Linked DNA regions of Homo sapiens: all the other regions are linked to region 2. A link is a contact called in ENCODE Hi-C or POLR2A ChIA-PET data. All regions are on one chromosome and are shown on one strand. Each heading gives the region's core, a stretch centred on a gene start or an enhancer-like site at or near the end of the contact. The rest is flanking DNA. Distances are from core to core; before and after follow the strand shown. Region 1 holds the start of IGSF8 (immunoglobulin superfamily member 8). Region 2 holds the start of POU2F1-DT (POU2F1 divergent transcript). Region 3 holds the start of RABGAP1L (RAB GTPase activating protein 1 like).

Region 1 (2,700 bases), core at 74-2,573, 7.1 Mb before region 2:
GCAACCCAGGCCCCACAGCGCCTTCCTCTCTGTACATCCTCCTGCCACCTGCCCAGGGACCAGGGAGAGGACTCATCCTAACCCTGCAGGGCCCAGGGACCTGCAGCAGGGGAAGGCTTTGCTTGGTGCCACTGTGGAGCTCTGGTCTAGAAACAGGCAGCTGGGGCTACCTTCAGCCTCTGCCTTGACGACAGCAGCTCTGAAGTCACCATCCCCACCCCCACGCTTCACTCTCATTTCAAGGGCTTCAGCCTCATCAACATCTGTACTGGCAGTTTCACTGTCTCCATGCCATACTCTTCCCCAGACCACCTCCTACAGGGAGCCCTCCAGTTCAGGCCAAAAACAATTCCACTGTCATTATCCCCATGCATCCATGCAAGATTGGCCCAGAACACCCCACCATGAACACCCACCACAGCAGGCACAAGGTGCTTGGAGATCCCAGGATCAGTCTCCATGGAACCTGGTTTCTCCTGAGGCAAGGAAGCTGGAACTAAGCGGTGTGAAAACTGATGGGTGGCTGCAGAGCCAAGTGCCATTTGGGAGACAGGAAGAAGGGCAAAGAGGGACCCAACCCAGGGTGGAGATGGGGGTGAGAGAGGGAACTGCCCCCAGTTGATGAAGTGCGTGGAGCGCAACTGGGAGAGACTTACTTCAAAGATCGTGGGCAGAACTGGCCTCTGGGCCTCCAGCCAACTCTGGGGCAATTATGAAGCTGGGCAGGCACTGCCCTCGTAGGGCGGGCACCCAAGGCCAGGCCTGGAGCTGAGTGTGGGGCAGAAAGGAGTCGCAGCATTTGGTGCAGCGACCCCAGTACGTGGGTATGCTAGCTGAGATGTGTGGCCTGCCCCGGGAGGCCGAGCAGTGCCTGGGGCAGCACCTTAGTGGGTCCTCTCTACGCCCCAGTCCCTGGCTTAGAGCTGGGGAGCCTGCACTCTTCCCAAGACTGGCTCGGCGGACAGCCACAAAGCGCAGCTGGACGCCGACCCCGGGGAGGCTGGAGGTACCCCTGACGGAGGAGGATGTGAGGAGCCCCGAAATGCTAGGGGGGTGCTGGATGGCAGGCACCTGCCCGGCAGGGCCGGGAACCGGAACGGGGGCCTGGCTTACCTAGCATTAGCAGCAGCAGCAGCGGCAGCGAAGGCGGCAGCAGCGTGGGCCTGAGGGCGCCCATCCTGCGCGGCCAGCTCTGGGGAGGCTCCGGGGGATGGCGCGGGTTCTGGGGGGCCGGAAGGGTGGGGGGCGCATGCCCAGGTTGAGGGCAGGAAGCGGGGCAGCGAGGCGTGGGTGCGCCGAGCGAGCTGAACTGGAGCTGCCGAATCCCCTCCCTCCGCCCCTCCCGCTGCTTTCCCTCCAGCCCTCGGCAGTTCTGAAACCATTCTCGCCCCGGCCCGCCCCGGCACCGCCCCTTCCACCGCCCCGTCTAGGCCCGCCCCGCCCCGGACCCAGCCTTGGCCCTGCCTGCCCCACCCCCGCCAGACTCCGGCCTTTGCTCCGCACCTGGCCCCGGCCCCGCCCCGCCCCTCGAAACTCACCTTTGAGTCGCATCGAGTCCCAGCCCCGCCCCGGCCCCGCCCCTCCCCGCCCCGCCCCGCCAAGACTCCAGCCCTGGATCCGCCCCGGGCCTCGGCCCAGCCCCAGTTCCGGCCCCTCCCCCGCCCCGCCCCACCAGGACTACAGTCGGACTCCAATCCTGGCTCCTCCCCGGGCCCCGGCCCCGCCCCAGTCCCAAGCCGCACCCCTTCCCCGTCCCCGCAGGGCTAACGTCAGCCTCCAATCCTGGCTCCGCCCTGGACCCCGGCCTCGCCCCGCCCCTGGCCCTGGCTCCGCCCGAGGCCCCCGCAGGAGTGAGCTAACTGCACCTCTGCGCATCGAAATTCCCACCCACCCTCGCACAGAGCGCATTCCACCCCGCACCTGCCAGCCTTTCCTGGAGAGTTGGGTGCAGGGTCCCTGGGATTGGCGAGGTGACTGTGACCACGCATTTAGAATTCAGTTATTTGCTCTGAGCCATAGTCCTCGCTGCAAACCCTGCTGAAGTAGGGGTTGGCGGAAGCCAGGAGTTCCTGAATGCGAAGGGTTTGAGCTGAAGGGCGCTTCCAGGATCCAGAAGGTCACTGGAGACCTGTTTTTCACCCCCTCAGAGGGCAAAACCAAAAGAAAAATGGATTAGGAGAGGGGGCCGTCCATGTGACGTCATTTCTGGGTTGGGTGATCCTAGCCCAGTTGTTTAACCTCCTTCAACTTCAGTTTTCTCCTCTGCAAATTGAATTGAGGTTGATCACATCACCCAAAGGGTTATTGTGATGATAGGTAATGTACATAAAGTGTTTGGCACAGGAAACTAACACAAAATGGGAGATAAGGATTATTTTGTTTTAGGTTTTGAATTATTATTTGAACTGCTTCCTAAGAGGCTTAGTTTAGACCTGGCATTTAGGTGAAGGAGTCTCTATGTTCAGTGACAGTGGGAAGAGATGAACATTGCTCTGTTCTAGGAAGAGTGGGGCTTGCCCTGGAGGTGGGAGAATGGAGGAGGCACCCTTCCCAGGTGCTCTGTCTCTTCCTGAACTGTAAAGATGGGAAGTGGGCAGGGGCAGGAAGGATGAGACCAGAATGGGGAGAAGAGATGGCCAGGTTTGCAAAGCCAAGGCTGTCAGAGTGGCTGTCAGTGGGAGGTGACCCCAGAGCCCATTT
Region 2 (2,700 bases), core at 186-2,685:
TGATTTCAAATTTGTGGTCCCCAGAGCAGGGGCATGTACTTAACTATTTCCAATAAGGTTGTCAATTCTGAGACTTCCCTTACAGTAATGCTGGTGAAAATAACTTAGGCCATATTTCCAGATTAACTAGTTAAATATTTCATTTCCTTAAGTGTGCTGGTTGGCGTGGCTCTAAATAATTAGATTACAGGGCGGTCTAATTATTTGGTTCAAACAGTCATGCACACACCCTAAGGCTTAATTACCACGAACAAATCAATCCCACCCCCAAATCGTTGCCTGTCACTGACAATAGCTTTAACTGTACTTGCACAGTTAAAGGAGTCCAACGAGCATTCTAGGACTGATGATTAAAACTTTACCCATTAAAATAATTGCACTCACTTGGAAATCAGTTTTGTTTTTAATTGTAGAACCAGCAGTTCTACCCAATTTAAACTTCAGTCATATCTCTCAAGACAGATTAACTAGAGCTGATTTTTTTTAAACTTTGCTTACCATGAAATACACCTTTCTATTCTTAAAAAACAAACAAACAAACAAAAATAGGGCTTTAAAAATTCGTAAAATAATTAGACCTGGGACTTTGTCCAGGGAATTTCGCCATTTAAGATAAAGAAAACTCAGCAACATTATGTCTAGTTACCAAGAAAGATATGTGCAACGCGAAACCTTTCCCCAATACCATATTTACTCTGAGAAACACAGCAAAATAAAATTCACGATGAAGTTACGATTTCGACATTTTTATTAGTCATCAGCTTACTGCTAGGTTTTAAAAGGTGTTCCAAGGCGGGAAGAAGGCGCGGGGGGAAGCCTCAGAATATGGGGTCTGTTTCGATTGGGGGGAGCGGCGTTAGAGGGGCGTGAAGGCAGAAAGGAAGGGTAGGGCGGAAATTAGCGACTTAATAAGACGCCTAGCTCCCGAGGAAGCCAGCCTGGCGTTAGAAGCAAGTAGAGCAGAAGAGATTTAGGGCTAATTAAAACAATCACACGACACTCCCCCTCGCGTTTGCCGGGGCCGGGTCTCCTGCACTAGCAGAGCCGGGGGCGGGGATTAGCTCGGATTCAAATTTAAAGCGGGAGGCCCGCGTGTGGCTCAGCAGGTGCCTCATGCCCGGCTCCCGTGGCGGTCGTTTCCGCCCCTACCTGCCCAGAGGGCCGGAAATTACCTAGCGAGGAGCGGCTTATCCATTGTTGCCAATGTTTCAACTGCGCGGAAACCCTGAAGAAAGTGCGGAGCACAGGGCACGCGGGCCGCTCACTGCCCTTCCACGCGCCCCCACGTTTCTGGCCGCTGCGCTCCTTGCCGTGCTTTTACAATGCCACAGGCCACTGGGGGAGACCGGAGCGAAGCCAGGAGGGAAGCAAGGCGGGAGGAAAAGGGAGAAGTGTAAGAAGACACAGGCGCCCGGGATACTATATAATCTGGTTCTGAGCTAGAGGGAGCGCATGCGCCGGCGACACTTCTGGCGGCAGGAGAAAGGCGCGCATGCGCAGAGCCGAGACGAAAAATGAAGCCACAGGGTGCCTGGCTGATTGAGGGCGCTGCTTTAGCTACCGAAGGGCCACAGCGCCCCGAAGGCGCGTGCGCAGAGCGCGGGAAGGGGGTGGAGCTCTTCTGAGGGGGCCGGGGCGAACAGAGCCGGCCTCGCGCGCCCCCTGGCGCGCGCCCGGGGAGAGGAAGGAGCGGGAGGGGGCGGAGAGGAGGGAGGAGGCAAGCAGGGCGGGAGGGGGGAGGGGAGCCAGAGCGAGGGAGGGTTTATCGACCGGGCGATTTTGGTTAAAATATTCAAAATGGCGGACGGAGGAGCAGCGAGTCAAGATGAGAGTTCAGCCGCGGCGGCAGCAGCAGCAGGTAATCATTACAGCATTTTACATATTCATATTCATACTCAACCCCGGCTCCCGCTGCCCCCCCCCGCGACTTAGCATAATTTATTAGTACTCAGGATTATTATAATTAACGGCGGGGAGATGGGGGGCCGGGGAGCATTGAGCCCCCGCCGGGCGCTGAGCGGAGGGGGAAAGAGGCTCGGAGCGGCCAGGCGGAGGGGGAAGACAAGGGGCAAAGGGGGCTGCGATCCACTGCCCTCCTCCTGCACCCGGCCCACCCCGCCGCCGCTCGCCGTCTGCCCGTCGGCACCGGCCCTCCTCCTCTGCCGGCCGCCGCTGCCGCCTCCTCGCCGCCGTGCCCGAACCCGAGCGGGTCCGCGGCGGGGCGGCGGGGCCGGGGCAGAGGGAGAGGACAATAAAGACATTTTACATATTCATAGCTGCTGGGCCGGCGGGGCGCAGTAGGGCGCGGGCGGGCGGCCGGGGCCGGGCGGGCGCGGGGTGGGGGGCGTGAAGGGGGATGGAGGCGGCGGCGAGCACAATGCCGGGGAGGCGGCGGGGCCGGAGCGGACCCCGGCGGCCGGACACCCGCACGCGTCTTCCCCCGGGAGCGGGCCCGGGCGGGGGGGCGCTGCCCGCCTTGGGGGGCGGCCCTCAGGGCAACCGGGGGTGCGCGCGGGGAGAGCTCCCTGCCCGCGCCCCGCGCGGGGCTGAGCCCGGGGGTCACGGCCCCAGGCACTTCGGCCTCGCCCCACTGGTCCCCAATGTGGTGGCCTGACCCAAGCCAGGCCTGCTCTCTAGGTGGGTAGGGGTGAGCGGTCGTGGGCGCTGCGAGGTGGCCTGGGGCGGCGGGGGTGGGGAACC
Region 3 (2,700 bases), core at 152-2,651, 6.9 Mb after region 2:
TCAACAGATGATTTATGTTATTCTAACCCTAACTTTATTAAATATAATAAAAACTTTCAGCATTTATTGTCAGGCCCAGGGCTAGGTAGGCTCCTGAGATACAGAAGTTAATAAGGGAAGCAGCCCAGAAGGTAGGGGAAACAAAAAAATAGTTACAACACTCTTGATATGTCTCAGCATCTATAGACATTAACATCAGGAAAAGCGGGGGTGTGGGGGGAAGGAATTTGTCAGGGAGGGCCCTTTGGACAAATGTCACGTTTCTCAGAGTAGCTTTTAAATATGGGTGGGAAAATGAGGGCAGGGGAATTGAAGTGGGATAGAAGGGAGATATTTAAACTAAAGTCATTCTATGGCTGCAATCACTGGACACTATATTCACTTATCCATGCAATCACATTCATTGAGTGCTTCCTATGAGTTAGGCAGGGTGCACAGTGTAAGATACAAATGAATGATACAGGTTCACAGCGGTTGTCTAGTGGGATAAAATGCTGCACAGGGCAACCTGGATAAGCCTGACATGTTAGGTGCCACAAAACTACAGAACAAAGTGCTAAGGAGATTCGGAAAATTTACAGGTCATTTCTGGTTGCAGGATCTAGAAGAAGGATGTCCACAATTCAAGGATCAGTACAATCTTCGTAGCGAAAAAGCGTTGGTTTATTCTACCTCTACCTAGTTTGTACCTCAACATCTTTTACCCCAAAGGATAAAAAGGTGCAAATGAGGGCACATTTTCTTCATATAATACGTAATGGTGCTTACTTATTGCTTTCCTGTTCATTCCCCGCAGGTGATTTCCCTCTTCAGTCTCCCCCGAGTCTCACAGAAGGAACTAACAAGGGAGCGCTTCACAAGCACACAGACACCTTCAAACAGGCGCAGAAGAGTACTTGGTGAAAAAGTATTCTTTCAGGTGACTTTCCTTAAGATTACTGAGCATTAAGAATGAAAATATGTAAACCAGGTTTACGAGCAAGAAAATAATCTCTCCACATTCAGAGTTAATCTTCCGAACTCAGCAACTGCCAGTAGAACGCACCCCGGTCAGGGCGGGCTCGCGGGCGCGGTCCCACCCCCAGGCCCCTCCGCCGCGGAGGTTCTCCAGCGCCGCCCGTACTCCCGCCTTTCGCGCGTCCCTGCTCTAACAGCTCTGGTTCTGTCAGGACCTCACTCCTCCGCTCCCGGCGCAACCGCGGCCACGCAGCGACGTGCACGCGCGTGTGCGCCGCCGCCGCCCGGCAGAGTGGGCGCCTCCGACATCAGGAGCGCGCACGCCGCGCAGAGGGGCCTGGACGAGCGCGCTTCCGACCCGCCGCCACCGCCTCCTCCCCTCCTTCTCGGCCCGCCCCCTCCCTCGCCTCTTCCTGCCAGGCGGCCCTTCTCCCCTCCCCTCTCAGTTCCCTCCGCCCTCCTCGGGCTCCAGCGGTGGCGGAGCGAACGGGACCGGCCCGGCTTCAGAGCGCGAGGTGGAGGGTGGAACGCGGGCGCCTGAAGGAGTTGTTGTCTCGGCAGCGCCCGCGGAGACGTGAAGAGGTGAGGCGAGGACGGCCTCCTAGGGACACGAGGGCGGCCCGGCGGCCCGGATCCGCGGGCCGAGGCTGCCTGGGTGTGTTGGCGTCGGGCTGAGCCTGGGGAGGGTCGAGATGGGGCCCCAGCCGAGGACTGGGATGCGGGAGGACCGCGGTAAGGAGGGTAGGGGGCGGGTTCAGGACTGTCGGCCGCCTCCCGGACACCGCAGTTCTCCCAGGTGGCCGCTCCTCGCGGATAGGGCGGGCGGGGTCGGCGCCCTTACCTGGGGGTGGGGTAGTGGCTTTGGCGGCCGCCTCCTCCAGCTGTGCCCTCCTGACATTGCTGCCTCGGCGGCTGCCGCCCGCTGCTACGCTGTGGCTGCTGCTGGATTCGCAGTCCCAGCCGCCCTGCGTCCGGTGGGCGAGTGGTTAGGGTATTTTCTTACCCACACGCAGGCTTCTGTACTCGACCATTTCTCTCCCTCGCCCTTCCTCTTCCTCCGCCGAGCACTTTGCTCGGCTCCTGCTGTTGATGCTTGTGGTTTTGCAGTTTGGGATGGGATGCGTTCCGGGCAGATCCCTACCTGTAGGGAATGCCCCGCTTCAAAGTTGACCTCCTGAGCCATGACAAACACCTCCCCCCAACCCCCACCCACCTTGTGAGTGCTCAGTGTCCTGATAACTGAGTCAAAGTTTCTGAGACTGGGCTAGTACTTTGCACTGGTCGCCAACGGTACAGGGCTGGGCAGTGCGTCAGCATGTGGAAAGGGGCCACCGGCTAGCGGGAGGTGGCCGGGTGCATGGGAGCTGAACTGACGGGTTTCAGATACTAGGCAGTGTGTCCAGGTCCTTGGATCTCTCAGATAGGGTTATATTAGAATATGTACCAAAACTTGGGTGGTCACTTGCAAAATTGGTTTCATGCAAGTAAACTGAAATGCCAGCCTTATTACACTAATGGTAAGGAGAACTTTTGCTTGCCTGACAGATTTCAGCGCAGTTTGGAAAATGATTTTAAGGCCTTTATTTTTGGCACTGGAGGGGTTTAGGGATTTTTAATACATTTAAATTTCCTCGTGCATAGTGGGAGGTAAGTAGTTGCTTGTTAAAATTCTGAAAACACAGTTTCATGAAAACCTTCTGACTTTTCTTACAGTAGTGTTTATATTTGGCATCTTCCGTAGAA

Evidence for each region. A loop is a pair of places that touch in the nucleus more often than their neighbours do. ChIA-PET counts read pairs that join two places held with the same protein, here RNA polymerase II (POLR2A). Pooled maps may share reads with other maps.
Region 1: a pooled map shows a loop between it and region 2 (15-fold over the local background). The contact joins the promoter of IGSF8 here to the promoter of POU2F1-DT in region 2. A Hi-C loop is called at or near these places in 5 of 50 pooled maps. POLR2A ChIA-PET finds 5 or more read pairs at or near these places in 2 of 52 experiments (BJ and OCI-LY7).
Region 3: a map of CD8-positive, alpha-beta T cell shows a loop between it and region 2 (28-fold over the local background). The contact joins the promoter of RABGAP1L here to the promoter of POU2F1-DT in region 2. A Hi-C loop is called at or near these places in 2 of 168 maps with a recorded cell type or tissue (CD8-positive, alpha-beta T cell and K562) and 5 of 50 pooled maps.

The regions. Positions count from the first base shown.
Region 1 is chr1:160,097,296-160,099,995 of GRCh38, forward strand. It overlaps IGSF8 (immunoglobulin superfamily member 8), which reads right to left and starts at 1,324. Exons shown (of 7, transcript NM_052868.6): 1 at 1,114-1,324. The coding sequence starts at 1,177. RefSeq lists an enhancer at 1-512 and a silencer at 1,079-1,908.
Region 2 is chr1:167,219,101-167,221,800 of GRCh38, forward strand. POU2F1-DT (POU2F1 divergent transcript) reads right to left here and starts at 1,436. Exons shown (of 1, transcript NR_185889.1): 1 at 731-1,436. POU2F1 (POU class 2 homeobox 1) reads left to right here and starts at 1,786. Exons shown (of 16, transcript NM_002697.4): 1 at 1,786-1,858. The coding sequence starts at 1,798. RefSeq lists an enhancer at 1,369-1,478 and silencers at 1,659-1,758, 2,109-2,258, 2,479-2,700.
Region 3 is chr1:174,158,119-174,160,818 of GRCh38, forward strand. RABGAP1L (RAB GTPase activating protein 1 like) reads left to right here and starts at 1,402. Exons shown (of 26, transcript NM_001366446.1): 1 at 1,402-1,539. RABGAP1L-DT (RABGAP1L divergent transcript) reads right to left here and starts at 1,169. Exons shown (of 4, transcript NR_121197.1): 1 at 1,046-1,169; 2 at 769-872. RefSeq lists silencers at 1,108-1,507, 1,628-1,807.